Linked DNA regions of Mus musculus: region 1 is linked to region 2. The links are chromatin loops, found by intact Hi-C in ENCODE. Cell type or tissue: heart. All regions are shown on one strand.

Region 1 (8,000 bases), 110 kb after region 2:
GTTATAAGAAATATACTATGATTTCGTCTAGGGAGGGACCTTGAGTGACCATAGCTCTGCAGATAAAGAGCAGCAACATGCTAGCATCCCTTTTGTGTGGAGCACATTGTGTGACATTCCCTACTAAGCCTATACTGTTCAGTGGGGCCTCAGTATCTCTCTGCAAGGCAACCTTCCCCTAGACCTGTGAGCTCTGTGCTTGGGAAGGGAGTTAAAAAAGAAAAAACAGTAGGAAATTAGAGTCACATGCAGGGCAGGGCTTGTGAAAACGAGTGGGAAAGCATTCTACTGACCTGAATCAGGCCAGGAATAGTGTACACACTCTGTGGCAGAGTCCTGAGTTCATCCACATATCTCTCTTGACAGGGAAAATAACTCTACACTAGAGTGTGTGTGTGTGAGAGAGAGAAAGAGAGAGAGAGAGAGAGAGAGAGAGAGAGAGAGAGAGAGAGAGAGAGAGAGATGTGAGATGTATTATTATGGCCCTTTTAAAGAGCATTCTATCCATTTCTGTTTCTTATGATCATATTTTTCAGAAGGGTGGTGTATCAGGCCTGGGCCTAACTGGTGAATGACTAGAAGAGACTAGAACTATACTCCTGAGCCCTGGGCCCTTGGCTTTTTACAGTGTTTCAGATCTCTCTTCTCCCTGACCCCAAAGCTCTCAGACATCATGAGTGTGTCCCAGCTTTCAGGTCTACCCCTTCAGGGCCCCTATAGCCTTACCTGCCTCATCTCTACCAGGACCCCACTTGTTAGCCTTGAGAGCTCTGCCCTCCCAGGATGCCTTGCTCCCTGGCAGCTCAGTGTCACAGCACCAGCCAGACACACAAGGCAGGGCCTAGAACACAGGATTAGTCACAGCTGCTGCCCTGTGGGGTGTGTCACCAAGAGATTAAGCTTAGAAAGTGAAAGAAGCTCCTGTCAGGGATCCAGGAGTCTGTGGATCCCTCCCCTGAGGCCTGGAAGAGGATGGGCAACCATCTGGCCATGTGGTCCTTGATGGTGGTAATGCCTGGAGGCAGAGGGTTGGCCAGCTGGGGTGGTAGCCTAGACTATAACCATCCTGAGGAATGAGGAGAAGGAGGACTGTATAGACATGCATGGGAGGCAAGAGACCTGTTCTCTTGCCAGCAAATTGCTGGAAGATGTCATCAGTCATTAAGAATGGAAGGAGACACAGAGTTAAATGTTCAGGGTCAGATTGGGGTAAGGTGACCAGACCTGTGCATCAGAGCCCAGGACCCTGAAGAAGTAAGGCCAGGGAGAAAAAGTGGTAGTTACAATGGCTACCAGGCTATTTGCTCAAAACGTGGGCCCTAGCTGCAGTTCCTGACCTCCCTCCCTCAGCTCTACATAGTGCCTCTTTGTAGAGGGAGACCTCTTCCAGAGGCTTTTGCCAGTATCTCAGACCCTAAACCAAGAGTGTCTGTACTGGGATGGAACCTTGCAAGACCTGCTGTCATTGAGTCTTCATTCAGTTAGTGTAGTCTTATCTAAAGAATAAAGTTGTGCTCAAAGATACACTTTTTGAACTCAGCCTTGCTGCATTTCAGAACCTTCAGCCATCAGTGTGAGAGGAAGCTTGAATTTTGTGGCAGTGTGTTAGGTTGGCTCTCTGGATCAAAGCCTGCCTAGCTTCAAATCCCCAAACCAGATGGCCTCATGCCTGTCACTTCAGCTTTATGTCTCAATTCTGCTTAGCATAGGAACAATAGTAGCAACTTCAGGATGCTCTAAGATTAATATATAAATATATATAACAGTGTCTGGCATGTGGTATATGTGAAGTCTTCATTACCACATTAAGGATAATCTCTGAGAAGACTAGAATTGTTGATAGACCCTGGCAGATCAGACCAAGGACTTTAAATAGCCCTCACAACACAACCAGAGAAAATTATGACTTAAGCATGGCTTAAACAACAAAAACACAGGGCTTCTGGTATTCCCAGATGCAAATATCATGGCAAATGAATTCACACTTTAAAGGAACAAAACTTTGGTAGGACACCTCCACCTAACCCCCAGTCATTACCAGTTCCTAGTTAGCAAATGTTTCAATGTCAGGCTGTGGGTTAGTAGTTTGCCGTTGGTGAGCATATCCTCGGAGATGTGTTCTAAGAGTCCAGTTCAGCGTTTCTTCCTCTGATTCCCAGAGACTGTTCCTTCTTGGTAATATGAAATTCCAGGCCTGCTTCTTTAGATGGCTCCCCAAGTTCTGGGGACATGACCCTTACTTACACAGATGAGCCCCACAGTGAGGACAGGCATCTATTTTCCTTTGTTCTGTTCCAGATGCAGAAGGGTGATGTTCAGAGGCACCCACCGGTTGGTGTTCGTTGAGTCTAAGTGGCTCGTTAATCTTTTGCTCAGCTTGCGAAAGTGTTTTCTTATCACATAATAGAGATGATGGTGATGGGAGCTTCATGCTACTGACTTGTGATTCCCTTAAATACCACTTCAAGAAGATTTGCAATGTTAAGCTCTTTTCTCCATGCCTCTTCCCCGCTTTTTGTGCATTAAATCTCCATCTGTTTACCCAAAATGGAAGTAAATGAAATAATAGCTATTGAGTGGTTTAAGTATTGCTTCCATGTTCCCCCACTTTGCATTGCCAGTAACCTCCACAAGGACTGGTATGTAGTTTTCAGATCACACTGAGGGCCGTCTCTCCCATCCAACACATTCCCTGTCATCTCTCCCTCTTTTTTCTTTTTGAAATGATCTTGTTTAAGTGTAAATCTACTTGTTTGGCCATTTCTCACCCCTTGAAAATGTAAACATCATGAGTCTTCTTTGTTTCTGACATAGAACAGTTCCTGAAACACAAATTATTAAATATTGTCTTCAGCTAGCAAAATAGCCAATGGCATCTAATGGTTGGGGTCTGTGAAGTTAGGGCAAAGGGGTTCCTGTTTTATCATTTACCAGATATGTGACTGCAAGCATTTAATTTCCCAAACCTCTTACTTGAAGTGGAAATGACTTGACCTATTTCCAACTGAGTTCATGGAGATCAAATAAGGTAATACACAATATAAGCTCCCCATATGTGGTAATTGCTAATGAACTGTGCAGATGTTATTATCATAAACTTATGGAAGGACTAAAATAGTCATGTTTAGTTCACAGATAATCCCAAAACATTGGTAAGCTTAAAAATCATATCTACTCAAAGTGCGTATTTTCCCCCTTTGCTAGTATACTTCCCTCTTCAGTGTCTGTCTTTACTTTCTTGTAACTCAGCAGGAGGTAAGGAACCTGGTGAGGAGCAAAGAGGATGGAGGTAGACCAGATGTCCCAAGTTGAGAACTAAGGTGAAGTGAGAATTGTTTGAAACTGAAGTGTTTATAGATGTATTAGAGTTTAAACTACTATCCGAGGATTCAGAGTATTCTACAGCCTTGATTTTCTCTGGCCAAGCAAACTATCAGTCATTTTCCAACATTCATTTGTATTGTGTTCCTGGCCTCCTGCTCATTAAGGTTCAGCTACCATGGTACCTGTGTGTGACCTGCTGCCAATGCATACCTAGGAGCAATATGATCTGACTTGATTATCTTTGTTGTTTCGGTAAGAAGCAAGAATTCAGCCTAGTAGAATATATTACTCTATCTTACCCACACTCCAGAGGGGAGGGGAGTCAATAGTCACTTCTGATGGCACTTCAGGATGGCAGTCCAGGATGCATCATTCTTAGAGAACATTAAGGGATTTTGTGTAGACCCTCAACATTAAGATCAAGCCTGACAGTCTCTGAAGCACTTTACCCAGCTCCGTAACAGTTCCTTGCCCATAGCTCTTGGAGGAAACTTTTCTTGTTCCCATTTACAGCAGACTGTAGGTCTGAGCAGGACCTGGGGGCCTGAGGAGGACCCAGACATGCCAAGGTCTCAGCTAGAAAGAAAGAGGCAAAGTAGAGTTCAGGCCGGGAATTCTGATTATAACAAACCAGGGACTTCTTACTGTGCACTCTCTCTTGCCTTCCCCAGACTGAGAGGGCAAGTCTCGGACCTCTCCATCAGCTCCCTCCCCTCCACTGTGACATGGGTGGCTGGCTCTCAACTGCTTCCCATCAGACTTGGTTTGCTAGCTCTGGGTGGCCAGCCTGAATGTGGGCATCTGCCAACATCCGAGAAGGAGCGAGCCAGGGATTTGGAGCAGACAAAGAAAGTGGCAGTGCCAGATAATAGAGTACGGAGACAGAACAGGATCCTGGCCAGGCCTCTGACAAGTGCCCCTGCGGGCTGCCCCTTGCCTGGGACTTCCTGTCCCATTGTTACAACCGCCAGTCTTCACACACACAAAAAAAGAAGACTGGGAACTGCCCAGCCCAGGCTTCATTCATTTGGAGTTACATGACAGCAACAATCCCTTTTGTCTGTAGTGTGGCTGTGTTTCTGAGAGTGCCTGGTATAGGGAAGGCCTCCCTCTCAAGGGATCCTGCATTTTTGAGGTGCTTCCGAGGCCCTTCTGGAGATGATTCAGACCCTGACAGTGCGAGCAGCTAGGAGCTTTAGCAGATCAAGAGCCAGACCAGGCTCGTTTTCTGGCCTGCCCTCACCTGCCTTCCAGGCATCTCCTTAGATTTATTCCTTCCCACACAACCCAGACAAGCAGCCTCTCAGCTGGCTGTGGCTTGCCCTGCCCCCTCCCTTTCCCATGTTTAGTATATGCAGTTTTGGAATGGGGTTTTTAATATTTTGAGTGCACTCTTTGAGACGCTGGTGTCCAGCTTTCAGTTCAGAGTCTGTCGAGGATGTGAGTAAAGGTGGAGTCTGGGCAGCATGGGTACATGGCCCACGGAGGTGTCCCATTACACCTCCTATTTCTCTATTGGCCAGCAGATTCAATGTGCCCTATATGGCAGCTGGACATCATGGAAGATCCCAGTACATTTGTCATGTTTTCTAAGGGCCAGTCTAGTTATGGTTTGACTACTATATGACCTGAGTGATGTGCCTTGGCTTTCACACTGGTAAGACATGAACTCATGACAAACCTCTCTGGCAAGCAGCTGAAGGGTCAAAGGTGATATGCAAATGGCCTCAGGCTTGCTTGGCATAAGTTGGTGCCCAGATCCTAGCAATATAGTATGCAAGTCAGAAGTCTGTGCCAGAGTATTCACAGGGCTGCAGTTGGGCTATAGGTGTAGAAAGCAGAGTTAGATCCAGCACGGGAGCCTGCCTTTTCTTCCTCATTTCTGACTGCTGCCTCCCATCCACATCCCCACCCCCATCCACAGGGTCACTATTTACCTATCAGGAATTCCTCTCTACATGAGATCATCTCTGTCTACCCTAAGTTCAACATAGGTTGTTTCCCAGACATTTTTAGAAGCTCCATATGTGACACTTTCGAGTGTGTCACCTTTCTTCCCTAGACCGCAGGTGAGTGGGGAAGCAGATAGAGTATGATTTCACTCAGCTACATTTGAATAGAAATACCATTTCCAGGGCCTAGCTCAAAAACTCCACCATGTTCCCCATCCCAGCAGGTAGATGTCTGTGGGATAAATATCAAGTTGTCTTGGGAACAACTGAGCCCTGGGATCCTGATAAGGCTACCTTCCTGGCAGAGTCCAATGAGCTGTGGCAAGTGCCCACAAGAGAAAAGAGTATTTGCATAGGTTGGAAGTCCTGGCCTGTCTGGCTTTTAGATGGTGAGAGAATGTATGGTCCGTAGTCAGCTGTGTCAGCGAGTATGGAAAGAGAAAGTGGGTCTCTGGCACATGGCAGCACTGGGCCCTGTGGATGATGTGTGACCTATCGTCCAAGAAAGCCACACCGGTGGCCCAGGAGTTGAGAAAGGTTTGCTGTCACACTCCTGCCACCCCATGTGTGTGGGTAGCAGTGATACCCTGGCCTGCTGGATCAGTCCAGCAACAATGCCGAGACATGCTAGCCTGAGAATGGATCTGATAGCCTCAACTATGAAGGCTTAAGGCCCTTCCTGCTACGTGGAAAAGGGTGTGGTGGCGACCTGCATGTAGTCTCCATTGGCACCTAGACCTCCTCACCCACATAAGATACCTCCAGGAGTCGAGGCCGGTTGTGATCTTTCCATCATGACTCAAGGCTGCATGTTAGCACAACCACATCACCACATCTGCCTCTCCCTTTCCTGCCTTATCCTAGTTTTCCAGCTACTTTCCTAGAGCTACCTTAGCCCCAGTCTGCCTGGTTCTAGGAAGTCCTCATGAGACATTGCCAGCTTTTTATCTAGGAATTAACTGTTTTTATCTAAAAAGAATATTCAAGTTACCTGAAGCCTTCAGGAACAAAAGACTAGGAAGTCTCTCTTTGCCTTCAGAGTGCAGCTCAGGAGTAAATGGACCCCTGAGAACATGACCCAAGGGCTGAGTAAGAAATATGCCCTTTGTTATAAACTCAGTAGATGGCTCCTAATGGACTTTCTTTGCTGAAAGATGGCAGGAGATGACAGTGAGCCTTAGAAAAATTGTACTCAAGGGAAAAGCCCACAAAATCCCACACAAATAAAAGAATACAAACCTGGTAAGTCCTGTATGTCATAGGGCATGTTGCTGAAGGGGAGCATGGAGGTATGCCAAGCTGGTGGGTGGGAGGAAATGCCCTTGCAAAACAGGTAGTGTGGATCAGGCAGAGGGACTGCTGTGGACAAAGATTCTTTAGTCAAGTGCCCTAACACTGTGAGGATGAAGTGCCTCTTTATACCTGGCCATCCCCGTGTTGGCAACAGCACTTTCCTTCTCTCTCAAAAGTGGTCCAGAGTGGGAGACATATTACAGATGCCCCTCTTATTGTGAGATGGGTCACATCTTGGTAGAATCATTATTTTTAAATATCTCAGGTAAAAACATTCACTGATCTGGACACTATTTCATTTTTTTGTTTTGTTTTGTGTTCTTGAGATTCAGTCTGGTCTTGCTGCATAGCTCAGTCTAGTGTAAAATTCATTCTGTAGGCTAGATGCCCATCAAGTCATGATTCTCTTACCCCTGTCTCCCAAGTGCTAGAATTACAGATGTGTGCTTCCATGCCTAGACGACCAAAGACTGATCATAAATATAGATTCTATGTAATAAATGGTTGTTGAATACTTAAATAAAAGTAAAAAGCATGATGGCTGCATGAGTGCATGCTTGCCATATCCCAAAGTTTAAAATACCATTAGGTAAAGTCAGCCAGACATGGTGACACACAACGTTGAAGGCCTGTGTAGTCTGCATAGTAAGTTCCGGGTTAGCCTAGACTACATGGTGAGACCTTATCAAAGAGGAGAAGGCAGGCAGCAAGGTGGTTCAGCTGGTGGAGGCTTTGTATCCAAGCCTGATGACCTCAGTTAGATCCCTGGGATCCACATGATAGAAAGAACTGACTTTCTATCATACTGTAATCACACACACACACACACACACACATACACACATATACACATACAAACACGCACATACACATACAAACACACACACAGGAATCATTTGTAAAATTAAAACAAAATAAAAACAGAGCTAAAGGACAAACTGAGTGGTCATGAAATGCATTCTGAGAAGGGCCTTGGAGGGTGTGCCCTTCCTGGTTCACAGCCCATCTCTGCTGCTGCTTCGTGAATAGCACTGGGTGCTCTGCTTGTCCGTGTGTAGAGTACACACTTTAAAGAGTACCTGCTTTACAAAGTGATGATTAATTAGTAGGACGTAAGGGACTTAAAATTACCTGTTCTATAAACATTATTCATTAGTGACTGTCTTTTCAGCCTCATGTCCCAATTGTCATACAGTTGACTGCACATTCCATTGCTGACAGATTCCTTGGAGACCTCTAGAGCCACCACCAGCAAGAGGCCGGAGAAGGATCATATCTCGTTGTGACTAGGCCATGTTTGAAATTGAAATTCATATATCATATTAAATTTAGTCTGGTAAGGCAATCCACCCCAATCCTGGTGCACTGATACAAGGACTCACTTGAACTCCAACATTCAAGGCCAGCCTGGACAACAAAATAGCAAAGTGG
Region 2 (8,000 bases):
CCCGACTTCCCCGCTCTGAGCTGGAAGAGCCAAGTATCTTTGACATTTCTACAGCACTCAGGATATGTTCTTGAATCCTTTCCTGCTCTTGCCTCTCCATCAGATTGTGACCTCAGAGGCTTCACTGTCTCCCCTGAACCTGCACAATATCTAACTTTTAGGTGTTCTGCTAGTGTAGGGCTGCCTATAGGTTTTTGCCACACAGCGTGCGTCACTCCAACATTTGCATTTAAATTCTTTTTACATGTTAGAAGAACCCTTCCCCTTAGGTTCAAGCTCTTGATGAACAGAAGCACCATTTGGCGGTGGACAGATCATGAGGAGGACATCATTCAGTTGGTGGCTACCCTAATTCCTAGGTGCTTCCCAAGCCCTGAGATAGGATGAGTGGGAAGTGAGTTGGAGGGCTTCAGGTTAGAGAGACGCCTTTCATGTGGGATGCCCAGTGTGGTGGAGTTTTATAGCAGATATCCAGCAGGCAGCAGAGCAGTCCATGGGAGGATTGAGTTGAAAGTTCTGATTAGTAATCTTGCTGCATTCCCATCAACTTGCTGTGCCTAGGATGCTTTTCACAGAGAGATCCTCAACAGCTCATGTCTCGAAGCTCAGTGATGGTGGCAGGGCCAGGGCTAAGCCCTATTTTGCTCAAATCCCAAGTCTGCAAAGAAGATTCTTTCTATAAAGAATCCTAGAATCCGAAGTAGCAAGGAACAGGTCAGTATAGTATTTGACTCTTCAGATGTCAGGTTGGGTCAAACACACAGCAACACTGTTACTTCTTATAGATCTTAATTGTAAATGGCCTACTATGTCTAGGTATCTTAAACTTCTCAGACCAGCCAATCCTTTCCAGGCTTAGAGAGTGTACAGTGGAGATGCCATTAACTTGAAGGCACCATTATTCCTACTTTGAAGAGGCAGGGAGGGTGGCTGCCCCAGAGGGGAGTCCTTTACCAAGTTGCAGCTGCTAGATGATCAATATATTCAGCTGTATGGAAAAGCTGAAGGGTTGCCAGAGTGATGCTCTTTGGTTAAGAGGGGTGAAGGAGCTTGGGATGCATGGACATGCAAGGGAGGGAAAGCTGCAAAAATTACTTCAATAATAGGCCAATGGTCCTCCAGGTGTTGGGGGAGAGGTGCAGAAGAATCAACCAATCCCGTCTCCTTTCTTTCTGGGTATGCATACATGTGTGTGTATATGTGGGTGGGTGTGCATGTGGAAGCCTGAAGTCTTAAACCTCTGGTGTTATTCTTCAGGTGCTGTCCACCTTGTCTGTTTTGAGACAGTCTCTCTGTGATGTGGCTAGAGCTTGTTGAATAGGCTATGCTGGTTTCAGTGAGCCCTAGTGACCCAGCCTGAGTGAGCCATCTTCCAGGCCCAGAAGAGCCTTTCTGAAGGGTACATTGATTTCCTTAGAGTGCAACAATGTGTCCAGCTGCCCACGGTATTTTGTATTCGGAGTATAGGACAAACACTAATCAGCACAGCACTGTGCCAAGGTGATATGGCTTTTAGACCACAGGTTGGACCTCCCAAACTGCTTTGCCTATTAGTGAACCCATGTCCTCAAGCAAATCACCCCAAGTTTCTTTCTTCTCCTACCCAAAGAGGGGCCCATTCTTCTGCTCAGGGTGGTTGCACCTGATGAGTATCAATGACCCAGGGATGGTAAGGATTCTGAGGGTTTAGTGAGGGCACAGCCTGGGGCGAGGCTGCTGAGTGTGATTTCCCCTCGCCTCATCTGTGGGATGTACGGCGAATTCTTTAACTTCTGTGACTTAGCTTCTTTCTCTGTAACAAAGTTGGCACTGTTGGCATTTGGTACTAAATGCTGTTTGTCATGAGGCTGTCCTGTGCATTGTAAGATGCTTCATAACACCCTCTTGCCACCAGTTGTTGTGACAACGCAAAGTATCTCCCAACATTTCCAGATGTTCCATAGGGAACAAATTCACCCTTGATTGGAAAACACAGCTCTGCAAGGTAGGACTGTAATAGCCAACTCATGAGATGACTGTGAATATTTAATAAGCATCTCTATAAGAGACTTTTTAAAAAGAAAATACAAACTCTAATTGAATGCATTAATTTTCTTCCCTTCTGCTAAGATTCAAGCTACTTGAGTTTCTCATGTAGGGTGGAGCATGACCCAGATCCCAGGTTGCAAGTGTTAGTCAGAAGGCTCTCCTTGATGACTAATAATTGGTTTCTGGAGGTAGGAAGAAGTTATGGAGTCTGGAAAAATCACCTTCTTGCTCTGCTCAAGGTGGACTGTCCCTAGGACGTGCAGTCTGGCAGTGAGGTTAGCTTTCTCCCACTGAGTACTTGTCCACCTCTGTCAAGATAACAAGAGCAATCCCTGTTTAACGCTCCAGACTCCGAGGGAGCAGTTTTGTTGTGGATATTGGATTTGACTGATTGAACCTGATTTCCAAGCCTTGAGAATGGCAGGTGATTCCTGTTTTGCTCATCTGTGATGTGAGCACCTTGTTGATTGTTCTTGTTTGTTTTAAGGCAGAGTCTTAGTAGACTGGACATGCCTAGAAACTACTGTGTGGCTGAAGATGACTTCAAGGTCCTGACCCTCCTTTTTTTTTTTTTTTTTTTTTTTTTTTTTTTTTTTTTTTAACTCCCTGACTGAGGGGCTTAGAGGCTTATAGCACCGTGCCTGGCTTTGCCTGTTTTTAAAAACAACCAAAATGGGTTTTCAGCTTTGTTTGTTTGGAGTTGCTTGTTGAGTTGGAAGGGAAATGATGGAGAAACATAGCCCAAGTTTAGCCTGAGAAATGCCCCAGTACCCTCTGTGATCTACTTTGCTGACAGTGGCTGTGTGCAAGGCAAACAAGAAGGATTGGAGGACAAGCAGCGTTGTTTGAGGAGTTTGTGATCTAAGAGCGACAGCATAGCATGCATATGGTTAGCGGCAAAGAAGCTTGGCATCAGGGCTGGAGAGATGGCTCAGCGGTTAAGAGCAGTGATTGCTCTTCCAGAGGTCCTGAGTTCAAATCCCAGCAACCACATGGTGGCTCACAACTATCTGTAATGAAATCTGATGCCCTCTTCTGGTGTGTCTGAAGACAGCTCCAGTATACATACATATAATAAATAAATAAATCTTAAAAAAAGAATAACATTTAAAAAGAAATAAACAACAATAATCTAATTTAAAAAAAGAAGCTTGGCATCTTGTTTAAAACAATATGGAAACAGTGCTGATAGCCCCCACTAATTGCACAATGTTACCCATCTTTGGACTTTTCATGGGCTAATTTCATTCAGCCATCCAGCCTCTCTGTAAGAGAGCTATAGTTTCCAGTCCATAGATGAAAGTTTTGAAGCTTTACAAAGCTGGTAAGGTGGGCACCCTAGTGGTTGGAAGGGAGTGGGGCTCCTTGTAGGAGATGGAGCCTGTGAGCCAATGCAGACGTGGACAACAGAGCCTCGATCAAGAAAGAGAAAGAAGGGACAGTGTGGGAAAGACCTACAAGCCAATCAATGCATGCATTTTTGCATGACAGCAAGTGAACCTGGTTGGCTGGGAGGCTCAGCTACAAAACAAGGAAGAGTAGAGGAGATAACACAGGAAAAAAGTTTAAAAAAAAAAAACTCAACAACTCACATCTTTTATCCAGATGTGAAGAAGGCTGCCAAAGTGTTGGATGAAGAGTTTTCCAAAACTTATTTTTATAATTCAGAAATGGAGTGTGTCTGCTCTGCTGCTCATCCTAACCACAACCCAGACCTCCTGTTACCCTTCTTGTTGATTGAAAGTTTGACCTCAAAAATGCACCCGTCTGCTGTTGTAGCTGTGAAAGTAATACAAGACTTTTAAATGAGCAAACTTGAACTAAAGGGAGAGCCCCACTTCTCTTGTTGAACTTGGCTTCCGACTTGATTAGTTCACTGGGCTAAAGTGATCCCTGTACGTAATAAAGGTTGTGAGTGGTAAACTTTTTAAAGTAGACTACTGAGTTTATTCTTGCAGAATTCTACACTATGGAAGTAAGGAACAGCCTCAAACAAGATGAGCTAAAAGGGTCTTACTCCTCTTTGTTGACTTCAGGTCTAACTTGGTGTGCTCAATTTCCAGTATAGGGCTTAGCAGCTGACAGCTCATTTTTGATGTGGAGTTCTTTTCTAGCTCTTGTTGATGTGTTTCTAAAATATTAGTAAAGATTTTTGTGTTACATGCTTGAGATCATAGAAGCATTTTATAATTCATCTTCATCTGGGTTGGACTCCCTAGAGTTTAGTAGAGCCCTGACAGCAAAATGCAGAGATCATACTAGGTTGGCTAACACCTTAGGGGTGGGTGTGTGTGTGTCCTTTTCCTGACCTCAGTGTGCTGAAGAAATTTTCTTGTCACTTGAAAATGATAAATTTCATGAGGATATTGCAGAACTACAGATAGACTCATATGTAGTTAATGATTTGAAGGTCTTTCTTTCTAAATGTTAGCTAAGAAGAGTTTCATGAGGACAAAATTTAAGTAGGGAGACTGAACTTGGAAGTCCTGGCAATAGAAACCTGATTCCAGGGAGAGATGAAACTGAACCTCTAGGAGTGTGAGACAGGATAACCATCCCAACAAAAGCTTTTGTTGAAAGCTTGTTTTTCAAGCGCTGGGTCCAGCCCAGGGCCTGTGCTCTTCCATCAAGCTACACCCTAGCCCTTTTTGGGGACAACTTTTTGGTATAACCCTTCTAAAGTATGAGATCAGTATTTTCTGATCTCATTATGAGGAAAGCTATAAGTTGATGTTTACATACTAAGCAAACTGTATACAACAGTGTCTAGAACAATTCAGCACAGAGAACTATAGACTTGGATTGAGAAAGTTCTGGACAGGAGCTTGCCCTCTCTGTGACTGGAGTGAATCACCCCAGTTTTTGGATCTCTGTGGTATGAGGAGGTTGGACTAGAGTCTCTGGGGGCCATTCTGTCTCTGGAAATTTTCTGGACCCCACAAGAACTCTGTGAAATCAGTTCCCTGGGATTGACCCCTGTAATTAGTATCCTGAGGAAAGAAAAAGTCCTGGCTGAAGCAGGCTGTGGGCTGGTGAGACTAGACGCCATCTTTTTAACATTAGCATTTGCTGTGATTGTTACACTTAGGTTTTGCTTCGCCTTCTCCCAGAAGGATGAGTTCTATGTACTTCTGGCTGACATAAACTGCTTGACAGCTGTGTCCAGGCCCTGGCAGGCCAGCACTGTGGTGAGGTCCAGCCCCGAGGTGACTTCATACAGCTGGTGTTTGAAGCCTGCCTACCCAGACTAGGGTATTTATAGTAGGGGAGAAGCTAGGAAAAAATAAATACTCTACACCCTTCTCTGTCCTACTTGGGACACAGATAGGCATTGTGAGGAATGTAGAAGGCAGTGCTGCACAAGCCAGCACGATATTTTTAAATGCTGTTTGTTGGGGTTGGCAGGCCTGATTTTTCAAAAAGGAGGGGAAATGAGAGTCACTGAGGATGACAGGAGGCCAGGAGTTCTAAAAAGCCAAGATGCAGAGCTTGTTGTCCTGAGGTGTGCAGGCTTTAACTTCTCTCCTCAGTCCCAGAGTTTGAGCAGGACTTGGGAGGTTAGGCTGAGAGGCGAGATTAAACAAGCTTGTGCCCTTCTCTTCCCTATCCACCTCTCAAATCCTAAGGAAAGTCAATGAAGTGTTCCAGATAAGGCAGGGGTCCCTATGTATGAACTGGGGACCTGGTGGTTTGGTCTTCATCTCAGAGCTGGGTAGATCAAGTTATACACGGAGACAAAATTGGAAAGCAAATTGCTCACAGCTGTTCTTTTGGACTTAATCCTCCCAGGGCAAGCAGGACAAGCCAGAACTATGCTGGGATTCAATACAGGAGTGTAATACAAGGCCCCGGGGTAGAGCTGCCCTGAGAATCATCAGAATATTCCCCTATCATGGGACCTTTGTAAAGTCTCACAGATGATATTGTCTATTTAGCTAGTCTCTGAGGAGATTACAGTGCGTAGGGACTCTGGGTTAGGAGCTAGGAGGAAAGTTCAGTTTGCGGTGCATCATTTGTTCAGCAAATATTTACTGAAGACTTTGTGTGGACTGGGCAGTGTTCCGGGGAGCATGGCTGAAAGTGAAGACAGGAGGCACAATGGAGGAGCCACAGTAAGGGCCCTCATGGCTGGAGAAAGCAGCTCCCAGTAGAGGGAATAACAAGGAACTGTTCCTGGTTGCTGTAGACCGCACGGAGATGAGCGTGGTTGGGTTCCTCATGGAGCAGAAGGAAGGAGAAGACGAAACAACACAGTGTTATTGCATAACAGCGCCATGTCTTTAAGGCTGAGTGTGCTGTGATGAACTTGAGCTGATTGACACGATTCCATTTGCAGTTTAAGACGGTTATTCTCTCTGCCCTGTTGGGAATGGACTTTAGTATCAAGTGTAGAAGTGAGATGATCAAGGAAGAGGGGTTTGCAATCATTGAGGTAAAAGAGGGAGGAACTTAGACAAAGTGAGGGTGGGACTTGGACAGGTTGGTCGTGGATGTGTGTATGGTCAGAGCCAATGGTATTTACCTACAGTTTGGTATGTGAGTTAAGAGAGGAAAAACTGAGTGACGACGGTAAGGCTTATGGGCCAGGCTTCACTAAAGTATTGAAGGGGCAGGACTAAGCCAGAGACTTAAGTGTAGATTTGGTTGTTTGTCCCAGATGTAATCTACAGAGATAGTAAGTAAGAAGCTGGGTAGGAGGCAAGGCCACCTTATACTTTCTCAATCGTGTAATAGATTGAATAGCTGTACTCATTTGTTTTTCCAGAGGCATAGCCCAACAAGACTGGTCAGGACTTGGGCAAGAGAGGGTTAATTTCTATTTAACATGTTCAGTTGTTAGCCTAAAGAAGCTCCTTTGTAGATGGCCAATAGCCTACACAAAGGTGATCAGCTCTACTGTTTTCAGTCATTAACACGTGGTCTGTTTAATTAGGTCCACTAGTTCTGTGAACTACTTGGAACTTTGCATACATGTTCTTCACTTCTGGAAAAAACTATAACCCATGTTCAGGCAGCTTTGGATTCTTGCAAGTCAGTCATGAGTGAGTCAGGAATTGATATTGAAAGAATGTTCATAGGATACTGTGTATATCCAAGGGCCTGCTCTTCAGAAGGTGGGGGCATAGGGTAGTTATGGATGGGACCTTATGGTTGCCACTGCCTGACCATCTGTTGTCTCAATTTTCCTCTGCTATTAAACGGGGATATCACAGTTCTCATCAAGTAGCTCTTTCATTAATTCCCAGCAGTAGATTCATGTTATCATCACCTGGAGAGCTTAAAAATATATGTGTCTGTGACTAATATAAGGGCCTTCCTTCAGAAACTCCGAAGGAAATGGTGTGGAAAAGGGCTCAGATGGTGTGGGAAGAGTGCTTGGGAACGTCTGGTACACGGCTAGCACTCAGACATTAGCTATTATTAGTGGGCAGAGCATCACTGTTCTGGAGTGCTTGTTTCTGCCCCACCCAGGCTGATGGCTTTCCTTCACTCCTTAGCTATGATGCTTGGATCGCTCCTCATCCACAGAGCTCCCCAGAGAGCTCCAAGAGAAGCCTGGAGTGCTGGGCTTACCTGGGAAGGGCAAAGTTAGATCTGGAACGGCAGTGCTGAGGTCATGCTGCTTAATCAACTGGTAAAGCTTCTGTTAATTACATCTCTAGGATGCAGAAACTGTCTAAAGAGGTTAAGTAACCGGCTCAGGTCTCACAAGTCATATAATGAAACCGAGGCAGCCTTCCTCCAGATTCTCGAGTTCCCAACTACGCATGTGTCCTCCTTCACCAGAGAAGCCAGCAGACCATAGTGTCAACTCCCATGTCCAGCACTTAAACTACGAAGTGCTGAGCCTTACAGTGTGTACCTGGGCTATGTGCTTCACATGTCTTGGGCCATGTGGTTCTGCCATTGTGTGTATTCTGCATGTAGTCTTGCTGAAGAGCTTGAAGCTCAGAGAAACCCCCTGAATATCA

What was found. Hi-C counts contacts between places; a loop is a spot of excess contacts. Peaks named below come from ENCODE experiments on the same cell type or tissue, not always from the same donor. Only the 100,000 strongest peaks of a DNase experiment are listed, where the experiment ranks them.
Region 1: it touches region 2 in a loop (2.3-fold over the local background); 6 of 42 quality-filtered maps call a loop at or near these places.

What each region holds. Positions count from the first base shown.
Region 1 is chr2:103,686,442-103,694,441 of GRCm38, forward strand. All of the region lies in intron 3 of Abtb2 (ankyrin repeat and BTB (POZ) domain containing 2), which reads left to right. Among named protein-coding and RNA genes, the nearest start is that of Nat10, 71 kb to the right of the region's middle. In heart, no CTCF peak of the experiment used is centred here; a DNase peak (open chromatin) is centred at 4,100; H3K27ac peaks cover 965 bases.
Region 2 is chr2:103,572,743-103,580,742 of GRCm38, forward strand. All of the region lies in intron 1 of Abtb2 (ankyrin repeat and BTB (POZ) domain containing 2), which reads left to right. It overlaps 8030431J09Rik (a long non-coding RNA gene), which reads left to right. Exons shown (of 2, transcript XR_866592.2): 1 at 1-8,000. Among named protein-coding and RNA genes, the nearest start is that of 8030431J09Rik, 4.6 kb to the left of the region's middle. In heart, a CTCF peak has its summit at 3,349; a DNase peak (open chromatin) is centred at 5,209; H3K4me3 peaks cover 1,425 bases; H3K27ac peaks cover 3,114 bases.